Linked DNA regions of Homo sapiens: region 1 is linked to region 2. A link is an interaction called in ENCODE POLR2A ChIA-PET data of the cell type or tissue named here. Cell type or tissue: IMR-90. All regions are shown on one strand.

Region 1 (8,000 bases), 340 kb after region 2:
TGACAAGAGTCTTTTTTTGCTGGCAGCCTGGAGCCTCTAATGCTGAACTGGGTCTTCCTCATGGTGCTCCTGGAACCATGGAACCCTAGATGGAGTTCTAGGAGTTCTGGGACCTGTCCCCTGATCACTCCCCTATTCCTGAGGGAATCCCTGGGCTTTGGTGCCTGGGATAGAACCAGAGCCTCAGCCTGGCTCTGCACAGCCACTTGGACTCTCTCTGGATTAGCTTCCCTGTGTTAAGAGAAGGGAAACGGCCACAGGGAATGCCTTCCAGAGGCAGGACTTGAACACTGCCAGCATGGCGGGTTAAGGATCCGTAAGAGTCCCATATGAGGGAGACCCAGGCCAGGGCCATGGCTGCTGGGAGGCCGGCCCTTCCCACCATGGCCATGTGGGGTGAGTGGGCTACATTTTCCTGCCTGTGAACTCCAACCCTAGGAGTGGGAACAGTGCTCCAAGCCACCTCTGGAGGAAGGGGATGTCGGAGGGGCACAGGTGGTAGGGGAGCAGCACCCAGTCCCAAATGAGCAGCTTGCTCAGGCTGGTGCTGGGTGTGAGCAATCGCTCTGCACTCAGCAACAGCTCTCGTCTGCCTGACCTCAGAGCGTGTACAGCAAGCCCAGCATAGATGCTGCTGGCTCTATTCTGGGTCCTCATCTCTGTATCAGTCACACCACAGGGAGTCCTTCTTAGGAAGCTGCTGCCACTGTTGATGCTTTTCCCAACTCTTCACAGCCACGCTGCACCCCAGGAGCTAAGGCTTAGTGTCTCCATCCTTCTGCCTGCCCCCTGAGACACATTTACAGAAACCACTTCTCTGCACAACCAAGCTCCTAGTAGGGGGTAATCAAGTCAAGAGATGCATAGATTTCACCATTTGGGACAGGAAAGTAGGAGGGAGATTCCCCAGGGAAAGGGAGTTGCCTGACAAGCTCAGAAAAAATTGTGGGGAGAATTAGTGGTAGGAAGAAGAGACAGGGAAGGGAAGGAAACTGGGTGGAAAATTCTGTATTGAAGCCAACTGATTGTAGAGATTAGTGCTGGTGTTCAGGTGGAGCCCATTCTGTCTGAACAGACAATTCTCTCCATCCTTTCCCCACAGAGCTCATTGGGGTTGAAAGTGTTGAATGGCAGTCGGTGACTTTTAGACTCTTCTTGGAAGGTATTTTCCTGCCCCCAGCCTTCAAGGATATCTGCCAGGGGAATGGTGGGCATGAGGATGGTGTGTCTGTCTTGGAGGGTACACGCTGAAAGCAGACTTGGGCTAAGAGCAGAGCTTATTTATCTGCACATTCCTATGGATCTAAGGCTTGGACTCTGACTTCAAGAGGTTCTCTATATCCTGAGGACAGCCTTGGAAGGAACAAAACCAGGTACAGTGAAGATTTTTTTTTTTTTTTGGTGATGCTGTGAACATCCTGTGAATTAGAAAGACAAATCTCCCAAAGAGCTGGGGCTGGATGTTTGGCTTCACCTGAAGCAGGGCCCCTCCGTTTTCAAGAGTCAGGAGAGAGCTGGGCTGCCTCACCTGTGTGTCCCTGGCCCCCAGGACTGCTGAGCTGTTTCCAGTGTGGGGAGAGAATTTCATGGGCTGTCATCACCAAACCCATCTGCCTCCGGATGTCCTGGGAGTAAGAGGAAGAAAGAGGCAGTGATAAGCAGAAATAGCATGGGATGTGACAAACTGGAGGGACCTTCCATGGGATCTGATGGGCCTGAGGGTTTTGCTTTGTTTTGTTTTGTTTTGTTTCTGGTGTTACCAAATTTCTTAGTTTCCAACAGAGTATTTTCACACATGGCCTCTTATATTAGTTATATATTACTGCATACAAAATCATTTCAAAATTTAGACTTACAGCAACAAGCATTTGTTATCTCACAGTTTCTGTGTATCAGGAATGCAGGTATGACTTAGCTGGGTGCTTCTGGTTCAAAGTCTCTCATGCCATTGCAGTCAAGCTGTCCTCCAGGACTGCGGTCATCTTAAGGCTCAGCCAGCGTTGCAGGATCAGCTTTGAAGCTCACTCATGTGTCGTTGGCAGGATTTGGAAGATCTGCTTCCAAGCACACTCACATGAGGCTCTCCACAGGGCTCCCTTATAACATGACAGCTAGCTTCCCAGGGACAAGCAATCCAAAATGGAAGCCAGTCTTTTTATGCCCTAATCTGCAACATGACATCCCATCATTCCCCACATTCTATGTGTTAGCAGCACATCAATAAGTCCAACCCACACTCAAGGGAGAAGATTACACAAGAACGAGAATCCCAGGAGATGGAGATTTTCGGGAGGCTGACCTAGAGGCTGCCGACCACGTCTCTCATTTTGGCCTCATAGCAACTCTGTGCTCTAGCCAGGGAGAAATCGTCTGCAGGTAAGGAGGAAAAGGAAAAGGAGCTCTAGGGAGGTGAGGGGCTCTACTCGTGATCAAAGAGTTGTGAAGTGGTAGATTTAGAATTTGAACGTAGGCGTCCATCTGACTTCAGACTTAGTAGTCTTTCTCTTTTTTTTTAAATTATACTTTAAGTTTTAGGGTACATGTGCACAATGTGCAGGTTTGTTACATATGTATATGTGCCATGTTGGTGTGCTGCACCTATTAACTCTTCATTTAACATTAGGTATATCTCCTAATACTATCCCTCCCCCCTCCCCCCACCCCACAACAGGCCCCGGTGTGTGATGCTCCCTTCCTGTGTCCTTGTATTCTCATTGTTCAATTCCCACCTATGAGTGAGAACACGCGGTGTTTGGTTTTTTTGTCCTTGTGATAGTTTGCTGAGAATGATGGTTTCCAGCTTCATCCATGTCCCTACAAAGGACATGAACTCATCATTTTTTATGGCTGCATAGTATTCCATGGTGTATATGTGCCACATTTTCTTAATCCAGTCTATCATTGATGGACATTTGGGTTGGTTCCAAGTCTTTGCTATTGTGAATAGTGCCGCAATAAACATAGTGCTGCAATATTGTGGCTGCGATAGTGCCACAGTAAACATAGTGCCGCAATATAAAAAGAGTCTCACAATATTGTGAATAGTGCCACAATAAACATACATGTGCATGTTTATAATATAGCAGCATGTTTTATATGTTTATAATATACAAGCATGTTATAGCAGCATGTTTTATAATCCTTTGGGTATATACCCAGTAATGGGATGGCGGGGTCAAATGGTATTTCTAGTTCTAGATCCCTGAGGAATCGCCACACTGACTTCCACAATGGTTGAACTAGTTTACAGTCCCACCAACAGTGTAAAAGTGTTCCTATTTCTCCACATCCTCTCCAGCACCTGTTGTTTCCTGACTTTTTAATGATCGCCATTCTAACTGGTGTGAAATAGTATCTCATTGTGGTTTTGATTTGCATTTCTCTGATGGCCAGTGATTATGAGCATTTTTTCATGTGTCTTTTGGCTGCATAAATGTCTTCTTTTGAGAAGTGTCTGTTCATATCTTTTGCCCACTTTTTGATGGGGTTGTTTGATTTTTTCTTGTAAATTTGTTGGAGTTCATTGTAGATGCTGGATATTAGCCCTTTGTCAGATGAGTAGATTGCAAAAATTTTCTCCCATTCTGTAGGTTGCCTGTTCCCTCTGATGGTAGTTTCTTTTGCTGTGCAGAAGCTCTTTAGTTTAATTAGATCCTATTTGTCAATTTTGGCTTTTGTTGCCATTGCTTTTGGTGTTTTAGACATGAAGTCCTTGCCCATGTCTATGTCCTGAATGGTATTGCCTAGGTTTTCTTCTAGGGTTTTTATGGTTTTAGGTCTGACATTTAAGTCTTTAATCCATCCTGAATTAATTTTTGTGTAAGGTGTAAGGAAGGGATCCAGTTTCAGCTTTCTACATTTGGCTAGCCAGTTTTCCCAGCACCATTTATTAAATAGGGAATCCTTTCCCCATTTCTTGTTTTTGTCAGGTTTGTCAAAGATCAGATAGTTGTAGATACGCGGCATTATTTCTGAGGGCTCTGTTCTGTTCCGTTGGTCTATATCTCTGTTTTGGTACCAGTACCATGCTGTTTTGGTTACTGTAGCCTTGTAGTATCATTTGAAGTCAGGTAGTGTGATGCCTCCAGCTTTGTTCTTTTGTCTTAGGATTGACTTGGCAATGCAGGCTCTTTTTTGGTTCCATATGAACTTTAAAGTAGTTTTTTCCAATTCTGTGAAGAAAGTCACTGGTAGCTTGATGGGGATGGCATTGAATCTATAAATTACCTTGGGCAGTATGGCCATTTTCACGATATTGATTCTTCCTACCCATACCTTGACGCCTGCCAATCCCATTGTCTACTGATACCTCTGGTTAGAATTTGGAGCAGACTTGAGTTGATTGAACATTAAGAGCTTGATGCTGGCTGACTTGCCACTTGATTCTTTCTGGCTGTTTCTGGATTCTTAGGGACATGGTTCATAATCATTCCCCTCTATAGCAAGGACAACTTCTACCTACCATACTTCTTTTTATATTTTTTAATAAACTTTTTATTTTAGAACTTTTAGGTTTACAGAAAAATTGTGAAGATAAGCCAGAGAGTTCCATATATCCCAACCCAGTGTTCTATAGTATTAACATCTTACATTAGTGTGGTACCTTTGTTATAATTAATGAACCAATATTAATGTAGTATTATGAACTAAAGTTTATACTTTATTCAGATTTCCTCACTATTCCTTTGTAATTGAGGCAGGCACTGGGCGATCCATTCATTTGATTAATTCCTAGTCTAGTCCTTCAAGTTGGCACCATTATTATCTATATTTTACTGAAGAGGAAAGTAAGACACAAAGAGATTAAGTAACTTGGCAGATCACAGAGCTGTGCAGAAGCAATGTCAGCACTTTAACTATGGGCTCTCTCACTCCCATGCAGTGCTCTTAACCATTTATGCTTTTCTTCCTCTCTCTCATCCTCTGACTCCTGCTCAGAAGGAGGGAATTATGTACATAAGTAATAACCTAACAGCTGGTCCTACCCCTAGGGTCTAAGCTTTTGGAAAAGATAAGAACCTGTCAGGAAACTGGTGGTGTTTTAGTACCTTCTCCTTCAGCCTCAACTTTCTCTCTGAGAACTGATAGGATTATATTAATGACCCTGGGGTCTCTTCTGGCTCTGACTTTCTGAAACCCAGTGAGTCTGTCCCAGAGGATTTAGGGGCTACCAGTGGGAAAATTGGGGAGGAGGTGGGTTCTGCTTCCCCCAAGCCCAGTGAGTCATTGGCACCTCAGGGAATGAGCCCACTGTTTGGCCTCACTGGCTTCTTTTGCAAATCACTGCAATAGATCACTCATTATATAGGATTGAATCATGTGGCTGCCCATCAAGTTAAGACCCTAAGACTGTTGGCTCTGCATTTGAGGTTATTACCTTTAACTGGTTCAAAGACTTCAGGAATAAAGCCTCTGGGGAAGGCATTGTGAGCAATATTTTTTTCTGCAACACAAATGAAACCCATTCTTTGAGGAGCACAAGCCTTATACAAAGAATTTGTCTCCTCATTTAAAGTGGTGGGAGGCTCTGACAACCCTGACTTGTCAGGAATTCCAAAGCAGGATTGTCGAGAGTGTCCCAGAGTACTGAAGGGTGTGGACTTGAGAGTCACATAGACCCAGCCTGCCTCTTACAAGTTGGTGACCTTGGACAAGTCTCTCAGCCTCTCTGTGTCACCTTTTCAACATCTATAACATAAGGAAAGTATAAGGTTAGCTACCTCATGGAGTTGTTCTTAGATTAAATGTAATAATTTAGGTAAAATGCTTAGTTGAGCCCACAATAAATGCTTAATAAATGTTAGCATTTTTAGGACTTGTTGGAATAATGTATTATTTTTAATTTTAATTCCAGCTCTAAAAGTTATATTTTCTTTTATTCTATTACCCTATTGGAGTCCCAAGTATCTAGAAAGCACCAATTGCTGAAAAGCATGTTCAGCCCCAGGATACAGACAGTTTTCTTCTGGTGGACTGAGGCAGAGGTAGGGGAGGTGATCTATTGAGCTTCACCAACTATTTCCTTCACTACCATCTGCAAAGGAAGCCTGTGGCCTTGGCAAGACAGTCTCAGCCCAGCCCAGCTGCCCCAGCCAGCCTGCCTTGCTGCTATCTGATATTCCCCAGATGGCCCTAGGGCTCTGGAGGGCCTCCTCTCTTGTCTAAGGAAGTGAGCAGGACTGCCCATAGGGTTACTCCTGCAGGGCTCATCCCAGACCTGGCACCTGGCTTTGTGTCTGCCCTCTCTGGCTCTCCACATACCAGTCAGGCTGGGGTCCTGGACACCAAGCTCAGGGAGGGGTACTGAGGCTACTCCTTCCTTGAAAGTAGGACTGGGGTAAGGGTGGCAGACTAGGTCAGACTGGCCACACTGCGGGGCCGGTTCCTGTAGCAGGAGGCTGCTGTCTGTGCCTCGGAGGCCCTGGGGCATGCAGAACAGGCAAAAGGGTCTGACCATGAAGTGCTGGGAAAGGTGTTTAGACCCAGTCTTTTTTTTCCCTTTTCACCAGAAAGCACTGCACCAGAGAAGCTGGACTTGATTTTGATTCTAAGTCCTTTGCTGACTGCGATTAGAATTGGCTGAGTGATTCCAAGATATGTAAGAATGGAGAGGTACAGGGACATCGCGATATTATTGGGGGTGGCCTGCACATTCGTGCACATGTAGTACACATGACAAGTAGACATGTACGACACACATATGAGGCGCTTGTGTATCAGCATTCAAGAAACCTCTTCTCCAGAGGCACATTGGCTGCTAGCCCACACAGGGGGCGCATGGCCTACATACAGACCAGGAAATGGGTTTTCCACATCCAGAGAACATTTACTGCATCTAAGCAGCCATTCTGTGGGCCTGTCCCCCTCTGGGTTTAGAAAGGAAGTAGTCTAAAGCTGTGGACCAGAAGCAGAGGCCCCCTAAAGGTAGGAGCACCCCATAGGCATGTGCCACGTTGCAGAGTTGCTGTCCTCAACCTTGGTGCTGAGAACAGTTGGTCCCGAGGCTGGGTGGAGGACCAGGCCATTTCTGAGGCCTCTGATCTACGGGGAGAAGAGAAATAGGGGCTGGTAACAGCCAAGGAGGAAGAGGAGGCTGGAATCTTACATTTTTAATGATGTAGGCTCTCACTGGTAGAAAAAAAACTATTGGTAAATTATATTTTTTAAAAAATTATGACTGGTTGAGTGTGCGATTGCCTCATGTCTTACCTGACACCTTGCTGTTCGATGGTCTAGGTGGCAGCTCATCATCCTCACAATCACGTGTTGTCAACTTAGCCCAAGCTCCCCTGTTTGCCAGACCACAGCCTTCTCCCCTTCCCCTGGCTCAAAGTGACTGGTGTGGCTTGTGCCTTTTGGGGTACCCTGCTGCCTCCAAGGCATAGCCCTTCCCCATTTTGCCAAGGACAGAGGTACTCCCCTTGAGAATGGAGGGAGGGGAAGAGGAAAAGGGGGAAATCTTGGATCCTTGTCACATCATAGCCTTTTGTGGTAGTTTTTCATTTTCTCGGTGAGGAGGAAAACCCTAGTGAGGAATTGGAATGAAACTATTTGGGGTTGGGGAGTATATATTTCTAAGCTATTGGATTATTTTACCTGAATGAAACATTTTTATCTCCAGAGCAAAAAGGGCCAGGGAGGACTGGGTATGTAGGAATTGTAAGTGGCTCCTAGTTTTGCTTTTAAAAAACATTTTTAAATTACACAAGAACTATTGAATTTTGAACAGTTAGACGATATGGGTAATCAAAAAGAAGAAAATAAGAACACTCATAATCTCACTACCCAGCAACAAAACTAAAGATTCTGGAGTAAATTCTTCCAGAACTGTCACTGTGTAGAAAAACTCTTTTAAAAATGGGATCATACTATACCTACTCTTTCATAACCTGCCCCATGTTTCATTTAAAAGTATGTGAGGCCGCGTTGTGAGGGCAATCACGACAGCTGTCTACGAACCAGGAAATGGGCCCTCACCAGACACTGAATCTGTCAGAATC
Region 2 (8,000 bases):
AAATGGTCAGATTCGGGATATGTTTTGGAGGAATCACCTGTAAGACATGCTAATGGATTAAATGTATGTGTTGTGGGGAAGAAGGTAATCAAGGATGACTTCTTAGATTCTAGTCTGAGAAACTGGGTATACGATGGCACTATTAAAATGGGAAGGAATGGGGGAAGAAGCAAGTTCACAGGGGCCATGAAAATCAAGAATTATTTAAGTCCATATGGGGTGGAGGGGACTACCGAGAAGGCAGTGCAAGAAAGGGGGATGCAAAGAGGAGAAAAAAGAGGTAGAAGAGGCTGAGCATGGTGACCCATGCCTGTAATCCCAGCACTTTGCAAGTTCGAGGCAGGAGGGGGGACCTCATCTCCTCATCTCTACAAATCATTTTTAAAAAGAAAAAAACTTAGCCAGGTGTGGTGGCACATGCCTGTGGTCCCAGCTATGTGGGAGGCTGAGGTGGGAAGATTGCTTGAGATCAGGAGTTCAAGGCTGTAGTGAGCTGTGATTGTGCCATTGCATTCCAGCCTGGGTGACAGAGCGACACCCTGTTTCAAAAAAAAAAAAAAAGGCAGAAGAGGTAAATAAAAAGGACCTGAAGACAGGAATAAATAAGGGCATCAGGAGGGTAGGTAGTATTATTTTCCCAGTTTAATGAGGAGGGCCCTGAGGCTCAGCGGGGTGAAATAACTTGCACAAGGATACTATTTTATTAGCTAATGCAATTTTGCTTGATGCCAACCTTGTGCAGGAGGGCCCAGGCTTCTCATTGCCCATGAACTTCTATCCTGGCCACCATTATCCAGAGAGGAGAGAACAAAGTTCTGTGTTTTCCTCCTTGCTGTGGTGAGGAACCCAGGCCAGACTGTGTTGCTCCATGGAGACCAACCCCAGAAAAAGAAAAAGGGCTAACGTCATCCAAGAGCAGGAGGAAGTGAGGGTTGCCCCTTCCCATGATTGGTTTCCAGAGTGTCAGGCCATCACCAAATTAATATAATTTGGAGGTTGTTGTGGTTTGATTTTTCTTTTTGAACTTTTTAAACTGCACATTTTTTCTTGATTGCCCCCTTGATTGATGGAGAAGAGAACAGGGACCTCTTAGCTCACTGCCACCCACACAGCTGTGAAAGAAGCCAGCTGCCCTCTTGCTCTTCAGAGAATATCCCTTCCTCCCTCCCTCTCTCTCTCCCTTCTTCCCACCCAGCATCTTGGCTATTACTAACCAACAGGGCATGTAAGGAAAAGGGCTCCTTTCAGGGCTGGAGTGCTATAGTTGGTGGATCACAGCCTGTGTGGGAGGCTTCCCCAAAGACATATGATGTGGGTGTAGGAACCAGACAGACGGGAGGAATTAAGTCACCCTTTTCCCCAACCCTAATTTTCTTGCCCAACCTAGAAGTCACTGGGTTGGTTTCCTTATACTAAGGCAGTAATTTTATTTCTACTGTCCTCTAGCTTTTGACAGTGGGCAGTCTTCAATGGGAGTGTGAAAGGAGGAAGAAGCTAGCTTGTTCTTTCTTCATGCCACTAGAGTCTGGGTTAAGGACAGCTGTGTAAACCATGTACTCACCCAGGGTTCTCTAGGAAAGCCTGACTTCTTTCTATTTTGTCGGTGGTACTTGGTCAGTTGGGCGTCCCTGGGAAGCATTGTGCTTGGTAAGGGGGGCCTGATCGGGTCCATTTGAGAGTAAGTGTTCTCTCCTGCCTGTGGATGTAAATCCAACCCCTGGAACTCCAGGCCTGAGAAGTGTGACCCAAGTTCAACCCCTTTTACAGGTGTGTGTTTGGACACCTTCCGGAGAAAGTCTGCTGCCCACCCCTGTCCCAGCTGGGTTAGTTTCTCCTCCCCTGTGCTCTCACACCTCTGAGCCTTGGACAATGCAAGGAAAAGGAGTCCTCTTCCCATAGCAGCTTTGCTGCTCCTCTCCCATGGCTTTCATCACACCGCATATTGTCATTGTTTACTCATCCATTTCTCCCACTGTGAACTCTTGGAGGTTGTGGAGTGTGTCCTTTTACACACTGTGTCAGCACACCAGAGGCTTTCCCTAAATGTTTGATGCATGCATGGATGGATGGACAATTGAATAAATGAATGAGTGCATGAATAAATGGATGAGTGAAATAGAGTAGAGGTGAAAGTTTCAGGCTCTAGATCAGACAAGCCTGGGTTTGAATCCTCGTCATGCCATTTTCTGGTTATATAATAATCTCAGATAAGTTATTTAACCTCTCAAAGCCTCAATTTTTTTATTAAGGTTTTTTTTGTGGAGATTACAGTGCCTGTAAAGCATTTATCACAGTGTCTGGCAGCATGGAGTAAGTACTCATACCCGAAAGCTTTTACTATTCTTAACAAGCTTTGCCAGTTTTTACCATCATGGGTCTTGTTTGCACCTCCTTTTCTAGATTTTTGGCACAGTGGGTCTTTGCCAGACTCAAGGGTTGGCCTGCAGGGCTGCCCACATGGGTACACGTTGGGGTCAGGCAATGTAAAAACAGCACTGAGTTTTGCTGAGAAGGGGAAACCGTGATAGGGGCCTGTCTAAAACCAGGCAAACAGGTCAACTGCCAACCCCATTGTCTCAGGCCTTCTCTGCTGGCAGCGTGCTCAAGAAAACAGGAACAGTGTGGCATTTAAGGTGCCTGGATGACAGCCACATCAAATATGTGACCTTTTCCTAGGAAGCCTGGTTTCCATGGTGAGCTCGTTCTCAATCCATGCTCTGTGGCTCTCAGCCCCCTCTGGAATGTGACAGCAGTGGCCCCAGCAGCCGGGTGGGGACATCTGCCTAGAGGTTGTCCCTCCAACATCTCCAGGGTGGAGGAGGAGCTGAGATAGCCCCCTGGGCTGTCTGATGCCCACACCAGCCTTCCAACCTGGAAGGATTTGCACTGAGGCCCTGACACTGCCTCCCTCTGCTCCCCTTCTCCCACACATGGCTCATGGCCAACTGGCTGCCAGCCTGAGCAGAAAGAAGGGGTCTCTTTCTGTGAACCCCCATCTTAGACAGAGGCCCTGACCCCCTCCACCTCATCTTGGCAGCCTGAGATTGGAGAGAGTGTCTGCCGCCCTGGCCTTGGCAGAGCGCGTGCTCAGCCCAGCCCCTGCAGCTGCCAGAACAGGAGCTGAATGCCCAGTGTGTCTGCCAGAGCTTGCTAACTTCTTTCTTCTTTCTCTGAGCTATGAAAACAGAGGCTGCTGAGGAATGTGACTGCTAACCTCCCCACCACCCGCCTCCCTCCTCCTGGGGCTTGTGTTCCCCCAACCCCCCAAGCTGGAGTCACATCAGAAAAATGTAGGGGAGGAAAGAAATCCCCCAATGTGTCATGACATTACATTTCCGCCTGGACCTCAGAAACAAGAAAAGTTAGAAGCAGAGGGAGAAGAGGGGTGGTGTGGTCATTGCCAGAGCCCTGTGACTGCTTCACCTCCTGCCTCCCTGGGGCAGATCACTTGCTCCCTTGGGGATCTGTCTCCTCATTAATAAATGGGGGCAGATCGGGCCTGGTGGCTCACACCTGTAATCCCAGCACTTTGGGAGGCCGAGGTGGGGGGATCATGAGGTCAGGAGTTCAAGACCAGCCTGGGCAACATGTTGAAACCCCGTCTCTACTAAAGACACAAAAAAAATTAACCTGGGCGTGGTGGCGCGCACCTGTAACTCCAGCTACTCAGGAGGCTGAGGCAGGAGAATCGCTTGAACTCGAGGGGCGGAGGTTGCAGTGAGCTGATATCCCACCATTGCACTCCAGCCAGGACGACAGGGAGAGACTCCATCTCAAAAAAAAAAAAAAAATGGGGGCAAATTGCTTTGACTCAGATGGCAGACAAACTCAGAATTACCTGTTTGCTGTCATTGAATAGCACGGATATCACTAAGTTGGTAATTATTGAGTGAGTGTACTGCTCACGCATACTCATTTAACAGACATACGGGGATTCCTCCTTTTTTCTGGAGGCTAAGAACACAAGGGTGAACAGGACCGAGGCCCTGCCCTCCGGGAACTTGCACTTGAATAGGAAAAATAGACAATTAAGTCACAAGAATCAAATGTCAAGAGAGTTGTGTTGGGCAATAGGAGGTGCCAAGTTGGCTGACCTGGTCCAAGGGTCAGGGAGGTCACTTCTTGGAGGAAGTGAAAATCAAGCTGAGGCCTGAAGGATGAGCAGTTGTGATGCAAGTAAAGAATGGGGGTTGAAGTATTCTAGGCCAGGGGAACAGCCAGAGTGCAGAGGGAGGATGATGTGAATGAGGAACCTAACTGGTGTGACAAGAGTGTACACAGCTGGCTTGGGGTCAGCGGAAGAGGCTGCAGAGACAGGCCAGGCCAGATCATGCAAGGCCTTTGAGACTGTGCCAAGGAGCTTGAACTGAATCCTCAGGGCGGTAGGGAGCCAGCCCTGAGTGTTAAAGTGAGTGTGGGTAGGGGTGGCATGCTTGGATCTGTTTTGGGGTGGATGACTCCAGCTGGAGAATGGGCTTGAAGGGTAGCTATAATCAAGCAGGGAGATGGGTTAGCTGGAGACTGTGGTGGTATTTAGGCACTGATGGTAGCAGCAGTGGAGAAGAAGAGAAGATATGAATTCAAGATCTATGGAGGAGATATGTGGAGGATGAGAGAAAGGGAAAAGGGCCCAAGGTGGCTCTGAGTTTTAGGCTTGCACGCCTGGGTGGAAAGTGGTGCCATCTTACTGAGATGGGCCACACTGGAGAAGGAGAAGCTGGTGCGGGTGAAAGTAGCAAGTCCAGTTTTGGCCACTCTAAGTCTGAAGGCATGACCACCATGTCAGTAGGGATATCCAGTGCATGGGTGTGGAGCTGAGTCTGGACCCCAGGGGAAGGCTCAGGCTTGAGTGAGGTCATTGGCCTGGAGAGAATAAGCAAGTGTATCATCAAGGTGGCCAGGCATGGTTACTCACTCCTGTAATCCCAACGCTTTGGGAGGCCGAGGCAGGTGGAAACCAGGAGTTTGAGAGCAGTCTGGGCAACATAATGAAACCTTGTATCTACAAAAAGTACAAAAATTAGCTGAGTATGATGGCATGTGCCTGTGGTGTCCTGGCTGAGGTGAGAGGACCGCTTGAGCCGCAGGAGGTCAAGCCTGCCGCGAGCCGTGATCACACCACTGCACTCCATCCTGGGCAACAGAGTGAGTCCCTGAATTAATTAATTAATTAATTAATTTATTTGAGACAGAGTCTCGCTCTGTCACCCAGGCTGGAGTGCAGTGACATGATCTCAGCTCACTGTGACCTCTGCATCCTGGGTTCCAGAGATTCTCCTGCCTCAGCCTCCCAAGTAGCTGGTATTACAGGTGCACGCCACCATGCCTGGCTAATTTTTGTATTTTTTAGTAGAGACGGGGTTTTGTCATGTTGATCAGGCTGGTCTCAAACTCCTGACCTCAGGTGATCTGTGCACCTCGACTTCCTAAAGTGTTAGGATTACAGGCGTGAGCCACTGCCCCCAGCCAAGAGACCCTGTCTTAAAAAAAAAAAAAAAAAAAAAAAAAAAAGAATGATGCTAGCTGCTCTAACAGAAAATTCCCCAGCCTCGATGGCCTAGCACAGTAGGTTATTTCTCACTCAGGTAAAATCCCAAACTGGTGTTCCTAATAAGTGAGCAACTCTTCTCCAAGTGGGGTTCAGGAACCAGGTCCTTCCAGCTTTTGTGTCTGCCATCTTTTTTTTTTTTTTTTTTTGAGACAGGGTCTAGCTCTATTGCCCAAACTGGAGTGCAGTGGTATGATCATAGCTCACTGCAACCTCTGCCTCCTGGGTTCAAGTGATTCTCGTGCCTCAGCCTCCTGAGTAGCTGGGATCACAGGTGTGTGCCACCATACTTGGCTAATTTTTATATTTTTAGTAGAGACGGGGTTTCGCCGTGTTGGCCAGGCTGCTCTCGAACTTCTGGCCTCCAGTGATCTGCCCACCTCGGCCTCCCAATATGCTGGGATTACAGGCATGAGCCACTGCACCCGACATCTGCCATTTATATTACACAGCTTCCAGGGTCACTGTGATGGGGAAAGGGCATAAGGGCATGGAGGACCACACATGGGAGAGTCTATCACTTCCATCCATATTCCACCAATAAAATCTCATCATGTGGTCACATCTAACTATAAGAGAAGTAGGGAAGTGTAGCCTAGCTGGGCACCCATGAGAAAGAGGAAATGTGTTTTGCAACCAACTATCCAGTCTCTAACACTGGAAGGCACAGGAGTGGATAAGATCACTTGATGAGTCCAGGGCTTGCACTCATTCATTTGTCCCTATTTGTAGGTGTTTACACAGATACAGGACAGACAGAAGTGAAGGTAAGCCACTTCCTCCCCTTCCTTATTGGAGACCAACAGGACAGGATAGGCCTCAACCCATTTTAGTCCCTCCTGCAAGTTGAGCAAACCTCTAGGGTGAAATGATTCCACGGTAGTTAGTTTGTTGGCTCTGACACTGGCCACTCCTGTCTCTTCCTTCAGATTGGCTGCCATTCACCCTCACTTTCCTTTCCTTCTCCTCAATAAGCACTTGTTGAGTATCTGCTATGTGTTGGGGCCCATTCTGGAAATGCAGCAGTGAATGAACCTGCGGTTCCTGTATTAGTTTATTTGTGTATTGTCTGCTTTTCCTACTAGAATGTAAGTTTCATAGGTAGAATCTGTGTCTTATCTTGTCTACCACTGTATCCCTAGCACCCAGAATAATGCCTAGCACATAGTAGGAACTCTGGAAAGAATTGTCAGATAAATGAATGGTTGAATGAAGGCCCTTTGGGAGTCTACATCTGTAATGAGTGAAAAGGGAAGAACATAGGTGACCTAGGTTCACCTGTGGCATAGTGACCTAATCTGGCTCAGGAAGTCAAGGGGGGTGGGTGTTCCTGGGGAAGAGATTTTTAAATTTTTATGTGTTTATTTGTTTGTAGAGACGGAGTCTTGCTGTGTGGTTCAGGCTGGTCTTGAACTGTTGGCCTCAAGCAGTCTTCCCGCCTGGGCCTCCCAAAGCACCAGAATTACAGGCATGAGCCACTGCACTCATCCTGGGAAGAGATATTTAAGCCTAGAGTTATGGATGAGTAGGTGACAGGCAGATGGAAGAGCATATGCAAAGGCCTGGCATCAAAAAAGTGCGTGGAGTAATAAAGTTCAGCGTGGCTGGGGCCTAGAGGGAGTGGAGGGAGCACTGCAAGATGAAACAGATGGGCAGGCAGGGACAGATACATATGGCCTGTGCGGAAGCCTCTATTTGTCCTGAGGGTGTGTCACTCAGCAGCTTCTTTGATATGCAGCCATTGTATTTCAGGTCATTGTTCAAAGAGGGCAATTTTTGACTTTATTATTGATTCTCACCTCACTGTCTCAATAATGTTTGAACTGGGGTCACAATTGAAAGTTATCTGCCTGGCCGGGTGTGGTGGCTCACGCCTATAATCCCAGCACCTTAGGAGGCCAAGGTGGGCAGATCACCTGAGGTCAGGAATTTGAGACCATCCTGGCCAACATGGTGAAACCCTGTCTCTACTAAAAATACAAAAATTAGCCAGGCATGGTGCCACATGCCTGTAATCCCAGCTACTCGGGAAGCTGAGGCACAATAACAGCCTGAACCTGGGAGGCAGAGGTTGCAGTGAGCTGAGATTGCGCCGCTGCACTCCAGCCCAGGCGACAGGGCCAGACTCCACCTCAAAAATAAATAAATAAATAAATAAATAAAAATAAAAAAAAAAAATCCCAGTATCTTTCTGACCCTGCACCCCATGCAGAGACCTCTTTTCTTTTTTAGCAAAACAGACACTGATACTCTCTTTGCTGAAGGGGGTGGGGAAACGAACAACTGTCTCCATTTATGGAAGATCTCATTTAATTATCACAACAGCCCTGGAAGCTTGGCATTATTATCCCCGTTTTTTAGATAAGTGCTAAAAGAAATGAGAATCTGCAATAAGGCTCAAGTGAAGTGCATCTCTCCAGACTAGAGGTTTTGAATAAAATGCTAGTCTTTA

The links. Peaks named below come from ENCODE experiments on the same cell type or tissue, not always from the same donor. Only the 100,000 strongest peaks of a DNase experiment are listed, where the experiment ranks them.
Region 1: POLR2A ChIA-PET joins it to region 2 with 5 read pairs; 2 of 35 experiments call an interaction of 5 or more read pairs at or near these places.

Annotation. Positions count from the first base shown.
Region 1 is chr5:139,973,750-139,981,749 of GRCh38, reverse strand. All of the region lies in intron 1 of NRG2 (neuregulin 2), which reads left to right. Among named protein-coding and RNA genes, the nearest start is that of NRG2, 66 kb to the left of the region's middle. In IMR-90, no CTCF peak of the experiment used is centred here; no DNase peak of the experiment used is centred here; H3K27me3 peaks cover 2,798 bases.
Region 2 is chr5:140,318,200-140,326,199 of GRCh38, reverse strand. No RefSeq gene overlaps it. Among named protein-coding and RNA genes, the nearest start is that of PFDN1, 19 kb to the right of the region's middle. RefSeq lists enhancers at 2,280-3,479, 4,293-4,362, 4,393-4,442. In IMR-90, no CTCF peak of the experiment used is centred here; DNase peaks (open chromatin) are centred at 1,209, 1,949 and 3,269; H3K27ac peaks cover 1,376 bases.